Linked DNA regions of Homo sapiens: region 1 is linked to region 2. Evidence: read pairs that join two places in POLR2A ChIA-PET (ENCODE). Cell type or tissue: PC-9. All regions are shown on one strand. Links, peaks and the distances in the headings refer to the core of each region. The heading gives the core; the rest is flanking DNA.

Region 1 (2,500 bases), core at 1-2,500, 230 kb before region 2:
GACACACAATGTTGCTAGGAAACTGATGGGGGTGGGGTTGGGGGTGGAGGGAGGAACTAAGGAACATATATGTTAGAAACTGAAACATCTAATCTAAACTTTATCTACAACCCAGATTTGAAGTCACATGACTTTGGGGGGGGGGGTGGGAGGGGCTACCATAACCTGTCATGAACTTAGTGCTTTTTTTTTTTTTTTTTTTGAGACAAAGACTTGCTCTGTTCCCCAGGCTGGAATGCAGTGGCACGATCTTGGCTCACTGCAACCTCCGCCTCCCAGGTTCAAGCGTTTCTCATGCCTCAGACTCCTCAGTAGCTGGGATTACAGGCACATGCCACCAGGTCTAATTTTTGTATTTTTAGTAGAGATGAGATTTTGCCATGATGACCAGGCTTGTCTCAAACTCCTGACCTCAAGTGATCTGCCCATCTCAGCCTCCCAAAGTGCTGGGATTACAGGCATGAGCCACCGTGCCTGGCTGTGAACTTGGTGCTTTTTAAGTGATTCCTGAAAAGCCCCAAAACAGTCAATAATTTGAATGTGGTTAAAATCCTTTTTGCTTTATACAGTAAGTCTTCCATTAGCCTTACAAAATTACTTTAAAACTATTTTTTCTACTTTACTAAGCAGTTTCTTTTTTTTTTTTCCATCTCTCTAATGATACATAATAGATGTACACAGTTTCAGGGCACATGTGATAATTTAATACATTCATATAATTTGTAAAGATCAAATCAGTGTACTTGGGAAAGAAGTTGGTTTAGTGTTCCACTGAAGAGATATAAAGCAGGGATTTCGGTGGTGAATTGGCAAAATTCATTTCATGTGCCACACACTTTATCTGAGCTAACGATTTTTTTTAAGTGGAGTAGTGAAACTGTACATGTCACTGGGAAAAAGAAAACAATCCTAAGCTTACACTAGATGGAAAAATTCTATCTACAAGCAACAAAAATATTTATCATCTACCATTAGGAAGCATTTACTAGTATACATACAGTGTTTCAGTGGAAAGAATATCCCTTTGGAACCATATCAGAGAAACTATGCGGTCTTCGGCAGAACACCCTGGTTTAATATTAAACCAAGAAAAGGCAATCAATACTCTTAACAGCACTTATACAATTTTAAAACCATGTACTGTAAGCTCTAGAACTTAATGGTTTTCTTTAGAAATACTTGTAATTAAGATAGGAAACAGGCAGTTAAAAGTCGAAAGATCTCTTTTTTCGTGAAGTGTGATGGTTTATGTTTATTTGGAAGTCACATATCTTATACTACCTATAAATGTCAAGAAAACAGAAAGAAATTATCCTTGGCCATGTTATTTAAACACATTCAGAATGGAAAAATCTGATTCCAGCATTCAATTTGGATTATACTTAGTTTTGAAAATAAATAGACCAGAGATATATGCACAAGAAGTGTGTGTGCACGCTGCAGCTGTTTCAGGTGAAGGAAGGCTGGGTTCTGGGTCTTTGCACTGAGAGCAGTCAGGCTGGCGGCTCAGAGGGGTCTTACATGGGTCCAGGCTCTGCACGGCCCTGTGCCTCTAAGGACGCTGTTTTGAATCAGCTGAAGTAATCACAACTGGATAAAATTTCCTTGGACATTAAATAACAAGCAGCCTCTCTCTTTTACTTCTGTTAGTTAAGGCAATAAAATAAATATTAGCTTAGAGTCAGACCTAGAAGGGGACTTAATATCAGCCCTTCTTTCAACTGATGAAAAATCTGAGCCAAAAGAAGTAAAGGGAGTTGCCCAAAAACCTGAGTAGTGACAGAGCCAAAAGCCAACTGCAGGCTTTTGTGTGGCCACCTGATGGGTTCCATGCTCTTCCACTCTGGTCCTAAGTGAGCTTGGACACACTCACTGCCAGGGGCACCATCATTTAAACAGATCCAGGAAAATTTTTAAATGGGTAAACAGAGACAGGCTCCTGTATACTTTACTCAGGGGCAAGACAAACACAAGCTGCTAAATATTTATTCTTTTTGTACCGCTAGACAGCTTTGCACAAATCCCTTGGATCACAAAATCATTGGAATACTTCCATCAGAGCTCATTTTCAGAGTTTTGAACAATATTTAAACCACCTCACTAGCCTGTCACGAGATGGCAGTAAAAACTAGGCATATAAAAAGAGAAGGGAAACAATGACAGAATATATTGCATTTTAAGTTAACTGAAATTACAGTTATAAAGGTATATATACCGTATATACCTTTGTGGTGAACAACAGAGTCTGTAGAACTATTAGTCATAGACAGCTTCCAATGAATTTACTAATATAACTTCATGTTTTTCAGAAAGGCATACCAGCTACCATTTCAACCTCATTAAAATGTGATTTTTGGAACAGGAAACATGCATATATAAAGAAGTTAAAAAACAGAAATGGATGGAACACTTTGCCTCTCTGTATATTTGAAACTATACCTGGAGACAGCAATTGCCCATTCCAAATCCCATGGCATCCATGTAAATATGATCCGGCTTA
Region 2 (16,932 bases), core at 6,493-8,992:
TTTGTTATATAGGGAGCTATCTATACAGCCCTGCTCAAGTTGACAAGTATATATACATGTATGTATACATATATGTATTTATACGAGCCTTAAAAGAAGAAAACAAATTTTATTGTCTTCCTTCTAATATTACTGATGAGTAACTGCATCCTCTCAATAGTTTGAAAACTATTGTTTACTTGATTTCACTTTATTTTCATAATAATCATGGGAGGTTAATAGTATTATTTCCCTTCTTTACCAGAAAAGGAAATCAGTTTCCTTTTATGACAATGGTGAAGCAACATAAAATATTACTGAGAATAGATTAAGGATAAAATGTGCATGTTAAGAGTTAAATGTTCGTCTCTGTTCTAAGCCAATAACACCAACATTTGCATCTCAATTTGTGTGAATTGGGTATTTTAAATAGCTATGTAATTTCCTACCATTATTAGTAGAAAAGCTGTTGTGCATGCTTTCTTTTAAAATAAACATGCATTGACCAAAATCTGTTATCGAATACAATATCAAAATCAACATTTCAATTTTTATACATTTTCTTTATCTTATTGTTTTGAAGGCCTTTCTATAGGAAGCCAGAGTCTTGTGAACACTAGGATGAGATAGATTTCTGAGACATTAATCACATCAGATGGAGTTATTTTCATTAATCCTTTGTAGAGCAACTGAAAATAGACCTGGAAATGAGTGTTGAAAATGTAAAGCTTAGACATGAGAAGCATTCAGTAGGAGGAGAGTCCTGGCATAGTTGTGTTTTCCCAGGGCACTGTCTTAATTTAATCTTAGTGCCACAAATGGAGTGGCTCTTTGAAATATTAGGATTTGTCAAGTGACTTTTCTCAGTAATGGTGTTGCCTCTGCCCATCTGTCAAACTCTTTTCAACACATGTTTAAAGGCAAATTAGAACACAAATGCAGAACTGAAAAGCATTCTGATATATGTACATTGCATTTCGGGTGTTGTTTTACTTGCTCTAGTTAAGTCTCTTCAGTTCTTGATGATAACATACTTGGCCCATGCTAGCTGCCTATAAAACACATCAATAGGAAGATAAACTGTTATAGAATCACACACATGTGATTTCTAACCATCCCAATCATTCCTATCCTTCAAAATCCCGGTTATTGCCACATTCCTACTTGACTGTACAAAATTTTTGACAGGTTGTATATCAAGTGCTTTATATGTAACATCCATCAAACCTTTACAATTACCCAGTGAACCTGCTACCTTGATTAACCTTTTTTTTTTTTTTTTTTTTTTTAAACAGATAAGGAAACAGAGGTGTGCAGAAGTTAACTACCTTATCCAAGGCCATACAGTCAGGAAGGAATGGGGCAGGATTTGAACCCAGGCAGTTTCACCCCAGGGCCGGAGTGTTTAGTCACCAATAAATGGAATGTTGTTTGCAGATTACGTGCAGAACATGATGCTGGGCATGTCCTCAGAAATCTCATATTCTAGTCAGGAAGTAAGTCACCAGTCTAGGAGGAGGAGGCAGGATGCAAAGTCCAAAACCCTTTGCCTACTCCTCATGGCCCTTTATTTTGGGATTCAATTTATTTTTCTTACCTAACTGCCTACCACGTACCATTTTCCTGCTTGAACTCTGGACTCATTGTGAGGTGTCTAGAGAAACCCTCACCTTCACAGCTCCATGCCTTTGTTTACTTGATGATAATACGTTCTTCTCCATCCCCTACACAAATCTGCTTTTCTCTAGGTGAATCCTAACTACTCTCCACGAAGCTCTTCTTTCACTTGAACTCATAACATTTCTTCCCTCCTTTTTCAGTAACCATATATGCTAGGTATTATTTCATGTGCTTTACATCTATCCCTGATGCAAGCCTCAAGTTTACCTAGAAGAGGATACTAGGGAGAAAGAATGGAAAATACAGAGGCCTCAAGTCTGGAGTGTACTAAGCATGTACCAAACCATAGGGAGGTCAGCAGCATTTAGGAGATATTTTTTAGCTCCCACTGGGCAAAAATGAGCTATGTGGGTGCTCAAGGCCAGCAATCTATTTCTCCAAGCTGTCTTTGATGGCTCTACACTCAGGCTTGCCTAGTGGAGTGGCTGTCTTAGTCCATTTGGGCTGCTGTAACAACATACTGAAAACTGGGTGGCTTATAAATAACAGAAATTTATTTCTTATAGTTCTAGAGAATGGGAAGACAATGCTCAACCAGTTTGGTGTCTGGTGAGGGCTCACTTTCAGGTTCATGAATGGCACCTTCTCACTGTGTCCTCACATGGTGGAAGGGGAAAGGCAGATGTCAGGGGTCTCTTTTATAAGGGCATTAATCCCATTCAAGAGGCAGAGCCTTCAGTCACTTTCCAAAGACCCTACATCCTAATGCAATTACCTTGGGGGTTAGGATTTCAACATATAAATTTTGGGAGGACACAGACATTGAGACAACAGCAGTGGTTCTTTGGAATCCTATCACTCTAGTTTTTCAATATCATATGTAACAAAAACTGGGCACAGCTATCATCTAGTAACAAAGCCTTGAAATATATAAAACAATATTTTCAGAACTAAAATGAGAAATAGACAAATCCATAATCATAAGGGGAGATTTTGGCACTCCTCTTTTAGTAAAGAATATAAATAGAATGAATAGACCAAAAAATAGTAAAAACATAAGGGTTTGAAGAACATGATTAACAAACTTGATCTAATTGATACACGCATGTTGAAAACTGATACCCAACAAGAGCAGACTAGAATTTTTTTTCAAGTACATGTTCTATAGAATTTTATTTAAAAATTTGACCATATGCTTGACCATAAAGGAAGCCTTAACAAAGATTAAGAAACTGAAATAATATGGAATATGCTTTCTGACCACATATAATTAAACGAGCAATAAATAACAAAAATGCCATACTAAAACCTCCCAGTTTTAGAAGTTAATAATGTACTACTAAATGATTCAATAGGTCAAACCAAAATCACAATAGGAATGAGAAGACATTTTATATTTAATATATTAAAAATGTAACATATCAAAATGGGTGGGCTGAATCCGAGTCTATGATTCAAGGGAAATTTATAGGCTTAAATAAAGCATTAGGGAAATAGAATCATGTAAGTATCCATTTCAAGAAGTTTGAAAAAGAAAAGCAAATTTTAACTCAAAAAAAGTAAATTAGGTAAATTATAAACAACAAACTAGAAACCAATGGAAAAAATACAAATACATGTATAATGAGGTTTAACAAATCCAAAGGTTGTATCTTTTTTTTTAAGAGCCTTAAATTGACAAACATCTGGCCAGTTTGATCAAGAAGAGAGAGTGAGAATGTGCAAATAAATAATTTCAAGAATGAAAACTCATTTAAAAAAATCCTAAGAGGTCTATGTGACTTTTATGTCAGTAATTTTGAAAATTTAGATAAAATAGACAAATTCATAGAGAATCTCAATGTGCCAAAATCAGAGTGTTGGAAATAGAAGGATTTGAATAGTTTTATATCTATTAAAGAAATTGAGTCCATAACTAAAAATTTTCCCATCCTAGATGCTTCCCTAGTGAAGTTTACCAAATATTTAAAGAAGTAATCATATCAAATTTATAAAAACTTTTCCAGAAAGTTAAAAAAGAACAAGTACTTCCCAAATAATTTTGTAAGACCAACATATCCTTGATTCTCAAACCTGACAAGAACATACAAGAAAAAAATAACAAGTCACTGTCTCTTGTGAACATATAAGCAAAAACTCTAAAATAAATAAATAAAAGAATCAAATCCAGTGTTACACAAAAAGAATAATGCATCATGACCAAAGTGGGTTTATTTCAGATATGTAAGATTGTTTTTAGATTAAAAAATCAATATAATTTACTGCAGTAACAGAATTTAAAAATCATATGACCATCTTGATAGATGCAGTAAAAATTTTTTATAAAACTCAAGATTCATTTATTAAAAAAACTCTTGCCTTCACAAAGATCTCTAAATAAACCCCATTAAAAACATCATAGTTAATATTAAGAGCTTTTCCTCTAAAATCAGGAATGAGGCAAGGATGGTTGCTTTTTTTCCACATTATTTTGTAGGTTCTAGCTAGTGCATCAAAGTTAGAAAAAGAAATAAAGAAACCCTATTAGAGGACTGGAAATTAAGAAATGAATCTGTCATTATTCATATATAATTATACACATAGAAAAATCCAAAAGAACTACAGAAAAACTATTACAATTAAAAGAGGAATTAACCAAGGCCACTGAATACATAGTCAATAAACAAAGTCCTGTACTTAGTTTCTATATGTAATTAAGTTTCTATATGCTAGTAACAAGCAATTAGAAAATAAAAATTTTAACAAAATATCATTTATCAACAGCATAGAAAAGTCACATGTCAAAGAATCAATCTAAAAAATTTGTAAGACCTCTACACAGAAAACTACAAAACATTATTGGGAGAAATTAAAGATGATCTCACTAAATGGAGGGATGTATCATATTGTTACTTCTGTCACATTCTGATAGTTAGAGAAAGTCACAAAGTTAACCCAGATTCAGTGCGGGAGGGGACTATGCAAGGACATGAATTCCATGAGGTGTGGTTCACTGAGAGCCATCTTTGGAGATTAGCTGCAGAGTTCATGTTCTGGCCTTTTATGTTTTACATTCTTCACCGGTGAAATACACTTACACTTATCTCCCTTTGGACTCCCAAAGCCTCATCCCATTATGGCACCAGCTCAAAGTCCAGTATCTTATCATCTAAATCATGTTGGCAAATCCAGATAGGGCTCTTCAGATGTGTTCCCTCTGGTACTGCTCCTTGGGTGTGGGTCCTTGGGTGCAGATACTGAATTGTACAGATTGTGAATTAAAAATTCTAGCTCTCTCAAACCTCATCACCAACACACATATACACTCCCATATATACATAACATACATTCATAAGATAGGGCTAGGATAAACAAATAGACACTTGCATTTAAAAGGGGGGCATGAATAGGAGGCACAAAGCAAGCACCCATCCACAGCAATTCCAACATCCTCTGAGCACATGTGACCAGCCCTGCTACTTGGGAGTGATTCTCCGTGGCTCTTGGCTCCGCCTTCCATGACATCCTGCCTTTTTCATTAGAAACGACCCACGCTTGCAACTGAGAAACTTTCGTAACCTGCTTAAGAAAGCAGTGGCTCTTGCCTCCGCCCTCCGTGACATCCTGCCTTTTTCATTAGGAACGACCCATGCTTGCAACTGAGAAAGTTTCTTAACCTGCTTATTCCCCATAGAAGTTTGAGGACCCAGAAACTTCTTTCATTTTGAACTGTCTCAATCTTTTTCAGCTCAAGCTGATACAGTTCTTTTGGAAATGTTGTGGTTTTCTGAGATATCCAATGATAAATCAGCTCTCTTAGATAAAAGCCCCTCTGTACTTTGCTGCTTCACTTATCTATTACTCTGCAACAAACTCCCCAAACTAAGTGGCCTAAAATAACAATATATTTTTTATGATTCTGTGAGCTTTCTGGAAAATATTGAAAAATTAGACTACATTAAAACTATAGGCCAAGCACGGTGGCTCATGTCTGTAATCCCAACACTTTGGGAGGCTGAGGTGGGTGGATCACATGATGTCAGGAGTTTTGAGACCAGCCTGGCCAACATGGTGAAACCCCGCCTCCACTAAAAATGCAAAAATTGGCCAGGTATGGTGGCGTACCCCTGTAATCCCAGCTACTTGGGAGGCTGAAGTGAGAGAATTTCTTGAACCTGGGAGGCAGAGGCTGTAGTGAGCTGAGATCGTGCCACTGTACTCCAGCCTGGACTACAGAGCAAGATCCCATCTCAAAAATAAAATAAAAATAAAATAAGTTATAAAGAACTCCTAAAGAATCAGATAATTTAATAGAAAAAAGGGGAAAAGATATGAACAGGCACTTCAGAAAACAGAATATCTAAATGGTCAATAAATATATATTATATGAAATAATTCTCAATTAGTCATCAGAGAAAATTCAAATTGAAACAAAAATGTGATACCACTGCATACTCAAAAAGATAGCTTAGGTTAAAAAGCCAATTACAAGCAAAGTTGCTGGGGGGAGTATAAATTGATACAGTCACCACTTCGGGAAACTGTCAGTATCTACTAAATTTGAATATAATATACCTTATGACCCAGCAATTCCACTTTCAGGTATATGTCCAACAGAAATGCATACACACATATGCACCAGAAGACTTGGGTATAAATGTTCAAAACAGCAGTATTTGCAATGCCTCAAAATGAAAATAACCCTAATATCCATCCACAATCTTAAAAAACACACCAACACGTGGTGTAGCCATAAATCAGATACTACACGGCAATGAAAATGCATGAACTGCTGTATACGACACAAGTAAATCTCACACATATAACATTATGCAAAAGAAACCAGACACAGAAAGCGCATGATATGATTTCATTTATATAAAGTACTATAAAAAAAGGTAAAACTTTTTTTATAAGGGAGTGATAATGTTCTGTTTTGACCAGGGTGAAAGTTGTACCAGTAGTTCTTTTGGTAGTAATTACTGAACTGTGCACCTTGAATGAAAGTCCACTTTACAAAGGGGTACATGTTTTGAAATTTTAATTTAGCAGAGCATACAAAGGGGAATAATCAGTTGTTCCTGGGAGAGTCCTGATAGCTGAGTTATGAATGAGGAGGAGAAGTGTATCATGCAACCAGGGAGGGGCAAGAAGGAATCCCAGGAAGAGGAAGCATCTTGAACCAAGGAATGAAAGTGCAAAACAGTTTGACATAAACTGGGACTCTCCAAGCAATTCATATAGGCTAGGAGGAAGGAGGGTGAGATAGGTGGAAGAGGGAGGAAAGCCCCACGCCAAGTATTTTCAATTTTATTATGCTTTCGGAAGATATTGATAGGTTTTAAGCATGGAAGCATAAGTTCTGGTTGGCATTTTTTTTTTTTTTTTTTTTTTTTTTTGGAGACGGAGTCTGGCTCTGTCTCCCAGGCTGGAGTGCTGGAGTGCAGTGGCGCGATCTCGGCTCACTGCAAGCTCCGCCTCCCGGGTTCACGCCATTCTCCTGCCTCAGCCTCCCAAGTAGGTGGGACTACAGGCGCCTGCCACCACGCCCAGCTAATTTTTTGTATATATATATATTTTTATTTTAGTAGAGACGGGGTTTCACTGTGTTAGCCAGGATGGTCTCGATCTCCTGACCTCGTGACCCGCCCGCCTCGGCCTCCCAGAGTGCAGGGATTACAGGCGTGAGCCACCGCGCCCGGCCTCTGGTTGGCATTTAAAAAAATATCTCAAGTGGCCAGGTGTGGTGGCTCACGCCTGTAATCCCAGCACTTTAGGAGGCCGAGGTGGGCGGATCACGAGGTCAGGAAATCGAGACCATCCTGGTTAACACGGTGAAACCCCGTCTTACTAAAAATACAAAAAATTAGCCAGGCATGGTGGCATTTGCCTGTAGTCCCAGCTACTCGGGAGGCTGAGGCAGGAGAATCGCTTGAACCCGGGAGGCAGAGGTTGCAGTGAGCTGAGATGGCACCATTGCACTCCAGACTGGCAACAGAGGCAGACTCCATCTCAAAAACAACAACAACAACAACACACACACACACACACACACACACACACACACACACACACACAAACTCTCAGGCTGAGGCAGTGTGAATTACAAGGGGGTGCCTGGACCTACACCCTCCCACCTTTTTTTCAGAGTTCTTCCTTCATCCAACTCCAAAGCTTAAGAGAATGAGAGGTCAGATCATGGAAAATAATGAAGCTCATGGAGGCACTCAGCCTCTTCATGTCCTTGATCTCATTAGAACCAGAAAATCATCGATGATCAAAACTGGAAAACAGGTACAAAATTCTTAGTGAAAATTGCTCCACTGAAACGTCATAATGGTGATGGAGGGATTGTCCCAAAACCAAAATACCGGAAAAGACATGTACTCTAAAGTATCTGTCCATGTACTCAATTGCTACAACTGGTTTTTCCTGTCCTTCATCAAGTCAAAGCTAGCTGTTCCTAGGCTTTTCTTCTTAAAAACCAGTTTTACCTGTTATGATACTTTGCCTGCTATAGCTAGATTTTTAAAGACATATTTTCCCCATACTTGCAAACTGGAAAACCTGCCTTGTTAAAGTCAGGTAACTGGGAATGTAATTAGCATATAAATAGATGTTCAACGTCACTATTTATCAGATAATTGCTAGTTAAATAAAATATTTCATAGCTATCATATTGAGAAAAGATTTAAAGGTCTGATAATGCAACTGTTGGAAAAGGAAACTTATACACTGCAGAAGAGATTGAAAATTGGTTTGACCATTCTGGAGTGGAATTTGTTTATATGTTTTAGAGCTAAAGATGCACTTATTCATCAAGCCAGAAATTCAACTTGCAAGTAGAAACCATGCAGAAAGTCTCAAACTATCTGTAATAAAAAGGCAAGTTTTCTAAAAATATTTCCATGCTGCTGAGGATCAATATGTTTGTAAAATACAATGAAAATGAATAAATAAAATTTTGGCTGGGGACAGTGGCTCATGCCTGTAGTCCCAGCATGTTGGAAGGCTGAGGTGGATGGATCACTTGAGCCCAGGAGTTCGAGACCAGTCTGGGCAAGATGGCAAAGCCCCATCTCTATAACAAGTGAAAAAATTAGCCAGGTATGGTGGTGTGCGCCTGTAGTCCTAGCTCCTCAGGAGCTGAGGTGAGAGGATCGATCACCTGAGCCTGGGAGTTTTGAGGCTACAGTGAGCTGTGATTGCGCCACTGCACTCTGGCCTAGGAGACAGAGTGAGACCCTATCTCAAAAAAATAAAATTTTAAAACAGACATACAAAATACAGAACTCAATATTCTGTATTATTGGATTCAATAGACATAAAAGTACTCAGTTGGATTGCTATTAAAGTTTCTAAATTAATATTGTCAATTTCTGTACTTAATTAGTTATGAACTGGTAGCGATCTTCAGGTCATGGTTTGAGAAGCTCACAGGAACAAGCAGATAGATATAAGGAAAAATGTTCATTGCAGCACTGTTTAAATATTAAAAAAATTAAATTCACAATCAAAAGAAAAAATAAATGTTATGGTCATACAATAAAATATAACACAATAATTAAAATGAATAAACTAGACCTACACATATTCACATGGATAAATCTTGAAACCAGAACATTCAGTGAAAAAAAACTGCTGAGGGTCTTTATTGTATGATTCCATTTATATACATTTCAAAAATACTTAACACAATATTACATAAATGTCTTAAGAATATGAATAAATGTATTACAATTAAGAAATAGAAGTAACTAACTTTAGAATAGTCATTTTCCTCTGGGAAGTGTGAGAAGAAATATAAGATTAGGAAACTTTGATTGTACCTGTGATGTCTTACTTCTATCAAAAAATTGAAGGCCAGGTGCGGTGGCTCATGCCTGCAATCCCAGCACTTTGGGAGGCCAAGGTAGGTGGATCACGAGGTCAGGAGTTCGAGACCAGCCTGACCAACATGGTGAAACCCTGTCTCTACTAAAAACACAAAAAATAGCTGGACTTGGTGGTGCGCGCCTGTAATCTCACCTACTCAGGAGGCTGAGGCAGGAGAATCGCTTGAACCCGGGAGGCGGAGGTTGCAGTGAGCCGAGATTATGCCACTGCACTCCAGCCTGGGTGACAGAGCAAGACTCTGTCTCAAGAAAAAAAAAAAAAAAAGAAACAGATACTGCATAATGTAAACATCTATTAAATCTGGGTATGGGGTACATGCATATCACGTTATTTCCTATTTTAAAAATGTTTGAATTATTTCATAATTTTTAATTTATAAAAAACAATAAAAAAGGTTCAAGGAAATTTACTACATCTTTGAAATATTGAAATTGTTTTAAGTGTCATGGTTTATTTGGCTAGAATACACATAGGCATAGACAGATAAACTTAACCATTTACTTCTGGTTTCAAAGTTCTGGCTTAAAAACTGGGATACCTCACAGACTCAGGAGGGATGATGGAAAAGCTATCCCCAGGTGAACATAGAAAACCTGTATTCCAGTCCCAGCTCTTCATGTAGTAACCTGTGTGAACACCAAAACGTCTCAAATTACAAAGAACACAGAGGTCACCTACTCCAACTTGCTTACTCTAAAATAAACTAGCTCAGACAGGCTGTGAATTGTCCAAGGCACACACTCATTGTTGGTGGAATTAAGATTTGGGTTGAGTGTTTTCTCCATTAGAAAAGTCACAAGTCATTTGGAAACAAATGAACAAACAAAAATAATGGTGTTTGGTTACTGCTAGTTGTTTCTACAAGGCTTGAATTCAGACATTCAAATGCAGTAGCCCACATTGCCTCTTCAAGAGTAAGCTGAGGGATTACCTGTCTCGTGGGAAGCAGGGGAAAGACCACTGACTTCGAAGTCAATCAGGTCTTGCTGTGAATTCCAGCTGTGTGCTCTGTGATCTTGGGCCCAGGTTTACTTACCTGTAAGTATGGGGAAGAAAAAATTACAAATCACATATAGAGTTTGTGGCACATGTTGAACATAATGAGTGGCTAAGGAATGTTATTTTCTTTCGCCTTCTTTAACTACTAAGGCAAGGAGCATAAAATGACTCTATGTCTGCCTTAAAGTGGTGATACAGACATGTAACAAATACATTAGTAACCCTTACTCCCTCCAGCCATCCAAGGTTTCACTTTCCAAGGTTTCAGTCATCCATGGTCAACTGTTGTCTGAAATTAAGTGATTATAGTACAATATGATATTTTGAAAGAGAGAAAGTGCATGTTCAAGTAACTTATTTTTTTTAAGACAGAGTCTCACTCTGTTACCCAGGCTGGAGTGCAGTAGCATGATCTTGGCTCACTGCAACTTCTGCTTCCCAGGTTCAAGCAATTCTCTGGCCTCCGCCTCCTGAGAAGCTGGGATTATAGGTACCCGCCACCACGCCTGGCTAATTTTTGTATTTTTTTAGTAGAGACGGGGTTTTGCCATGTTGGCCAGGCTGGTCTTGAACTCCTGACCTCAGGTGATCCACCCACCTCAGCCTCCCAAAGTGCTGGGATTACAGGTGTGAGCCACTGCACCCATACATAACTTTTATTACAGTATATTGGTATACTTGTACTATTATTAGTTATTATTGTCAGTTTCTTACTGTGCCTAATTTATAAATTACCCTTTGTTGTAGGTATGTACATATAGGAAAAAACATAGTGTATGTAGAGTTTAGTACTATCCTCGGTTTCAGGCATCCACTGGGAGTCCCAGAAGGCATTCCCGGATAAGAGGAGGCTACTGTAATTGCAATAGAATGTGGTAAACACCAACCTAGGTACATGTGGAATATTCCAAGGCAATTGAAAAAGCAGGAGGTAACTACTATGCTATACTATGTTGCCACTTAACATATCTAGAGCTCCTTTTGTCCACCATAAAATTATTCTCTGCTTACAAAAGTGAGATCATTAAAAAAAAAAACAAAAAAAGAAAGTGTTTGGCTTGTAATAAGGTGTAATATTAATATGAGGCATTGTTATTTTTTTCCCCCAAGAACCATGTGGGGGAAAAACCAGAATAATGGGCAGAACCAAAACCAGAATAATGGTCTCTCAAAGATGCATACATCCTAATCCTCAGAATTTGTGAATATGTCATGTTATATGTCAAGGAGGAATTAAGGTTGCTAACCAGCTGTTATTAAAATGAAATCATCCTGGATTATCTGGGTGGGCCCAATATAATCATAAGGGTCCTTTACGTGTGGAAGAGGGAGGCAGTGTTCAGATTCAAAGATCTGAAGATGTTACACTGCTGCCTTTGAAGACAGAGGAAGGAACCACAAGCTAAGGAATGCAGTTGTACTCTAGACTCTGGAAAGGGCAAGGAAACAGATTCTCTCCTAGAGTTTCCGGAAAAAAAAGCAGACATGCAAACAGCTTCATTTTTAGCCCATGAGACTTATTTCAGTATTCTCACCTCCAGAACTGCAAAGTAATACATTTGTATTGTGTTTAAACCATTAAGTTTTTGCTGATTTGTTTACAGGGACAACAGAAAATTTATATAAACTGCAACCTCAATACTTTGAAGACAGTAGCACGAGGAATGAATTAGTGCTGAAGACAGCATCGAATGTGAGTTCCATTTTTTCTTTAATGTCATTGTCATCACACTAGAGACACTGGGCTCAAATGGCTCCTGCATGATCAATATGGGCCTACCGTCAGCAAGATGAGGTCTTTCATTAAATTTTCTCTAGATCTATTTAGCTGTGGCACGCATAGGCTGTGCTCTTCTCTATATACTAATGGCCCTGGTGCATTCCATGACAGACACTGAGCATGCACCTTGTATAACAGTCCCAACTACTTTCCCTCAAAACATTTCTGTTAGGCCAAATGCTGTGTATTAATATTATTTCTCCTGATCCTTATTTCAGATGTTTAGATCCACCTGATAAACTTGCAATCATCTTTCAGGATGTATATCAAGGGTTCTCTCTTGTGGTAAATTGAGTTTTTTGTCTTAATTCCTCACTTCCCTCCAGTAGCATTCATACCCACACATAGCTGAATGGTAGGTGGAGTATATGTCCCTGTCCCTTGACTTTGGGCTTGGCCACGTTACCTGCCTTGACCAATGGAATTTTTATGGCTGTAGCAAGAGCAGAGACCTGAACTGTTTTTGCAGAGTTAGGTTCTCTTGCTTTGTAGTGACCCACAGTGAGCACATACTCTGGTCCAGGGGGGATGAGAGCCATGTTGAACGGACCTGATCCCAATCTGCAGCTCACAGTTGGAGCCCAGAGCCTGGCGCCCAAATCAAGCACAGCCCAGCAGATTGGTTGTTGATTTGCAGACATGAGCCTGAGGATTACTGTTCTGAGTTACTATGTCTTTGAGTGATTTGTTGCACAGCATTATTGTGGCAATAGCTGACCAATATACCTCCCAGATAAATGCTTTTTAACTACTCTCGCCCAGTAGAACTAACCACCTCCTCCTAAGCTTTTTGTGCTCATTGTGCTGTTACAGATTTATATATCTGTCTTTCCCAATGGACTTAAGTCCTATGAGGGCAGGTGCCAGGTGTCACTTAATTTTGTATCTATGACCTCCAGCATGATGCTGAGAATACAGTAGGCCCCTAATACCTTACAAGTGAATAAATAAATGAATACAAGGAACACACTGTCCCAGGCCTGAGACTCTTAGGTGGGGCGGGTGAGAAGGAATAGGAAATTACAGATTTCTGAGCCACTGCAATTGTCATCAAATACAAAAGGGGCCAAGCTTTGTTGGTAGACTGAATAAATAATATTTTAAAGCACATACGTTTTGTTTTTCAGGTATTTATAAATGCTATTGTGATTAATGAAGGTAAATAGCTTATTTCAAAGTAATAAATTAATTGCATATTATCACCATATATTTCCTCAAATGATGGATATAAAAAGAACAGCTCATCTCAAGTAAGGAACAAAAAGTTTTGACATTAAAAAGAACCCTCATATTCGGAAATGTCAGGAAATACCATTCCAGACTATTTGAAGAAGTCATAGAGAATTCAGCATTATGCTGAATCTTTTCTTGCTTGTTTGCTGGTGGTCAATGTGGCGGTGACTTGGCATGTCTCTCTAGCTTCATCTTTCCTGAAACTTTAGGTCACTGCAGATTTACATCATAAGGGTGGGGCTGCTGTCAGACTTTGAGACATCTCAAAGAAAATTATAAGCTTTCATTGTTTCTCCACCCTTTCTATCACAAAAGCTGTCATATCACTGCATTTTACAGCTCAGCTTTGGGTTGTAATTATAGTCATTGCCATGAGAATTCTTCCAAAAGAGAGGGTTTATTTAATAGGGAGAAACTCACATACACAAAAGAAAGGACTGCCAGCACAACAGTAATGATTGAGCATTGATAGTTTAAAACATGAAAACTACACATTGAGTGTGGCAGGGAGTTGGCTTAAACCATATGCCTTCCCGTCCTAAATATTTATAGTAGCAAGGAGGCTTCTGTGCAACTGTCAAGGCCTTTTTTTTTCTCTTTAAATGTATTTTTTCCCTTCCTTCAAATTCACTTAAAGGATGATATTTCTCATCTGTGGCTAGAATACTGCAGAGGAATATTTAAGAGTTTAAAGGCATGTGAGGAGAACTGGAAGTGGAGGTCAGGGGAGGGGGAAGCAATAGACAAGTGGTGACTTCAGTGAGAATCTTTAACTGCTCATAGGCAACTTTCAAGGTCTCAACTTAAGCCATGACCCAGGCATAGCTCCATGGGGCTGACAGAACTAATAGGAGACTCTGGACAGGATATTTGATAAATATTTGTTAATGAACACGTGAGTAAGTGAAAAATGAATGCTTCAGCATTCATTATTGATAAATACTGATAAATATTTGTTAATGAACATGTGAGTAAGTGAATGATGAGTGCTTCAGCCTGCCCCTTCACTTATGCTCCTTTCATCATCCTCCGCTAAGCACTCTACACTCCTGTGGCAATGAAGTATTTGCCATTTCCCAAACATCATGCTTCCTCTTGCTGTAACTCCTGGATCCTTTATCTCCTCATGCAGCCCACCATAGCCTATCAAGCTCCTACTCAACCTTCAAGTTGTAACTCAAGCTGTCATAGTTCCATGCTCTAGCAATACTTTATACATGTATAATAACTCAAAACTCACTATGTTATAATTTCCTCAATTCATGTGCAGGAACCATGTATTTTAATCATTGCAACCTAAGCAACTGGCTTGGTGCGTGACACATCATAGATATTCAATAAGTGGTCACTAAATATCTTTTATGCTGTTTGACCCTTCCGGTGCCTTCCAAAACAGACAGTAAATTCCTGCACTGTGGGATGGTTTCTTCTACAATTCTTTGTGTAAAAGAATTCTTTATTCTTTATTCTACATGTCCTCCTTTCCTAGGACGTAGCAATGTTTCACTCTACCTCAGAACTGATCAAGCAACAAGATAAGTAAGACCCAGTTCTAGATGCTAGGGTTAAGAAAAGGGAAGAGAAACAATTGGAAGAAGTTTAGTGGGAATGACATCATGATATTTACCTGTAGGAATGACACATACAAGTTTAGAAAGCATATTTCAAAGTAGACAAGAAGGTCATTGTAATAGTTCAGAATAGAGAGTTGGGGATATGTATACATATACATATATATAACATATATATGTGTATTTATACTTGTGTATCTATATATATAGAGGAAATTATATATGTTATATAGATAATTTCAGGAATAGCACTTCTAGGATTTGGTGGGTGATTGAAATGGCACAGAGGATGAAAGGAATCTAAGATTATTCCAAGAGAGCTTGGGCAAATCCTGTATTCTGCCACTACAATGGGAAATGGCAGGAGGAATGGCTTTATTAGCAGAAGGGAGGAGGACCCTGAGCTCAATGCTGCTTTTATCACAAACGAGGGACCTGTGGATCATCCAGAAGATAACTGTTCATCAGTAGACAGTTGTTTTGGAGCTCAGCAGAACAATCAAGACTGAAGATACAGATTTCAGAGTCATTAGCAAGCAAGTAGAAGTTGAAGTTTAGGTTGTAACTTACATTGTCCAACGATGTTATATGGAGTAGAGGTTCTAGGGGGTTGGGGTAGGAAAAGGTTATGTGGGAGTTTCCATCTCTGAAAATGGGAGACAGTTGACTAAAACCACATGCCTTCCATTGCTAAATACGTGTAGTGGCAGTTTTTAAAAAGCGAGAATTATTGAGAGTCTTGTGCCCTGATCCTGTGGGTGGTTTTGTGTATAATTTAAAAAGCTCCCTATGTGTGCTGATATAATCTCACATCTTGAGGATGACTGTTGAATATACTTTTATAATTAGACTTACTTTGTACATTTACATATTTGACTCACCTATGAGATTTGAATCACCTACGAGATTCTGCGCTACTTGAGGGCAAGACTTTATCTTGTTTAAATCTATATCCCCAGTGCTTAACACAGTGTCTGTCACACAGGTATTCAAATGTTTCATGAGTCAAATGATCTAATTGATTGTTTATTTCACAAGGTAGGGTTTGTCACTGACTTTTTAAATGTAAGAACATGGAGGCTGCATAAGATGCAGTAACTTGGTCATGGCACACAGCTAGTAAGTGGTTCAGCCAGTTGCCCCAATGCCGATCAGTGTTTTTCAACAATAGCTCACTGCCTCTGCTCATTCCTAAATCTGCCACCACCATCAAAAGACAGGGAAGCAGGGTATTTAGGAACTGGATGTAGCATTACTGGAAGGCCCTGTTAAACTCAAAGTGCTCTCTAAGATGTGTGCAGCTTACCTTGTCACTCCTTACTAACCGACTTCTTAAACTATCCGGTGAAAAGAACATTAAAGAAAGAGCTATTTCGTATTGGACCCATGTAGAGAAATATTCAGATGAGCCAGGAAAGTAGGAGAAATGACTAACTGAAGGAAAATTGCATCACAATTCTTTATATGCCTCACCCCTTTTATCTGATTAAACAAGGAATTTGTTTTCACATGTTCTTTGCATGAATAATATGATCTTCCAAACAGGAAATTAAAACCTTTGCTATACTCTAGGCCTCTCCTTAACCAAAAACTTGATACGTGGATGCTATATTTAATATGTAGAACATGTGGTAAAGAAAACAGGAAAATGCTGAGAAAGGAATGGGGTTAGAGAGGACATTTTATGATGGAAAAATATAGAGGGGACAGTATGGAAACTCTAGTGACTGTGATTTCTGACAAACAGTCCCTGAGTTGTAAACATCTAATACCTATAAGGTAACCTTGACTCTTAGCTGGCCAGAGCTCCTCCAGGAAAGCTGTTAATGGACTCTCACAGCTTCCAGAGAGCCTATGGATCTAAAAGTAAAGATC

What was found. Peaks named below come from ENCODE experiments on the same cell type or tissue, not always from the same donor. Only the 100,000 strongest peaks of a DNase experiment are listed, where the experiment ranks them.
Region 1: POLR2A ChIA-PET joins it to region 2 with 7 read pairs; 3 of 35 experiments call an interaction of 5 or more read pairs at or near these places.

What each region holds. Positions count from the first base shown.
Region 1 is chr6:53,511,765-53,514,264 of GRCh38, forward strand. GCLC (glutamate-cysteine ligase catalytic subunit) reads right to left here. Exons shown (of 16, transcript NM_001498.4): 6 at 2,440-2,500. Among named protein-coding and RNA genes, the nearest start is that of GCLC, 32 kb to the right of the region's middle. In PC-9, for the core only: no CTCF peak of the experiment used is centred there; no DNase peak of the experiment used is centred there.
Region 2 is chr6:53,736,504-53,753,435 of GRCh38, forward strand. It overlaps LOC124901334 (a long non-coding RNA gene), which reads left to right. Exons shown (of 3, transcript XR_007059620.1): 2 at 12,078-12,166. LOC124901333 (a long non-coding RNA gene) reads right to left here. Exons shown (of 5, transcript XR_007059619.1): 3 at 10,406-10,510; 4 at 7,716-7,861; 5 at 2,979-4,835. Among named protein-coding and RNA genes, the nearest start is that of LRRC1, 50 kb to the right of the region's middle. In PC-9, for the core only: no CTCF peak of the experiment used is centred there; a DNase peak (open chromatin) is centred at 8,038; H3K27ac peaks cover 1,465 bases.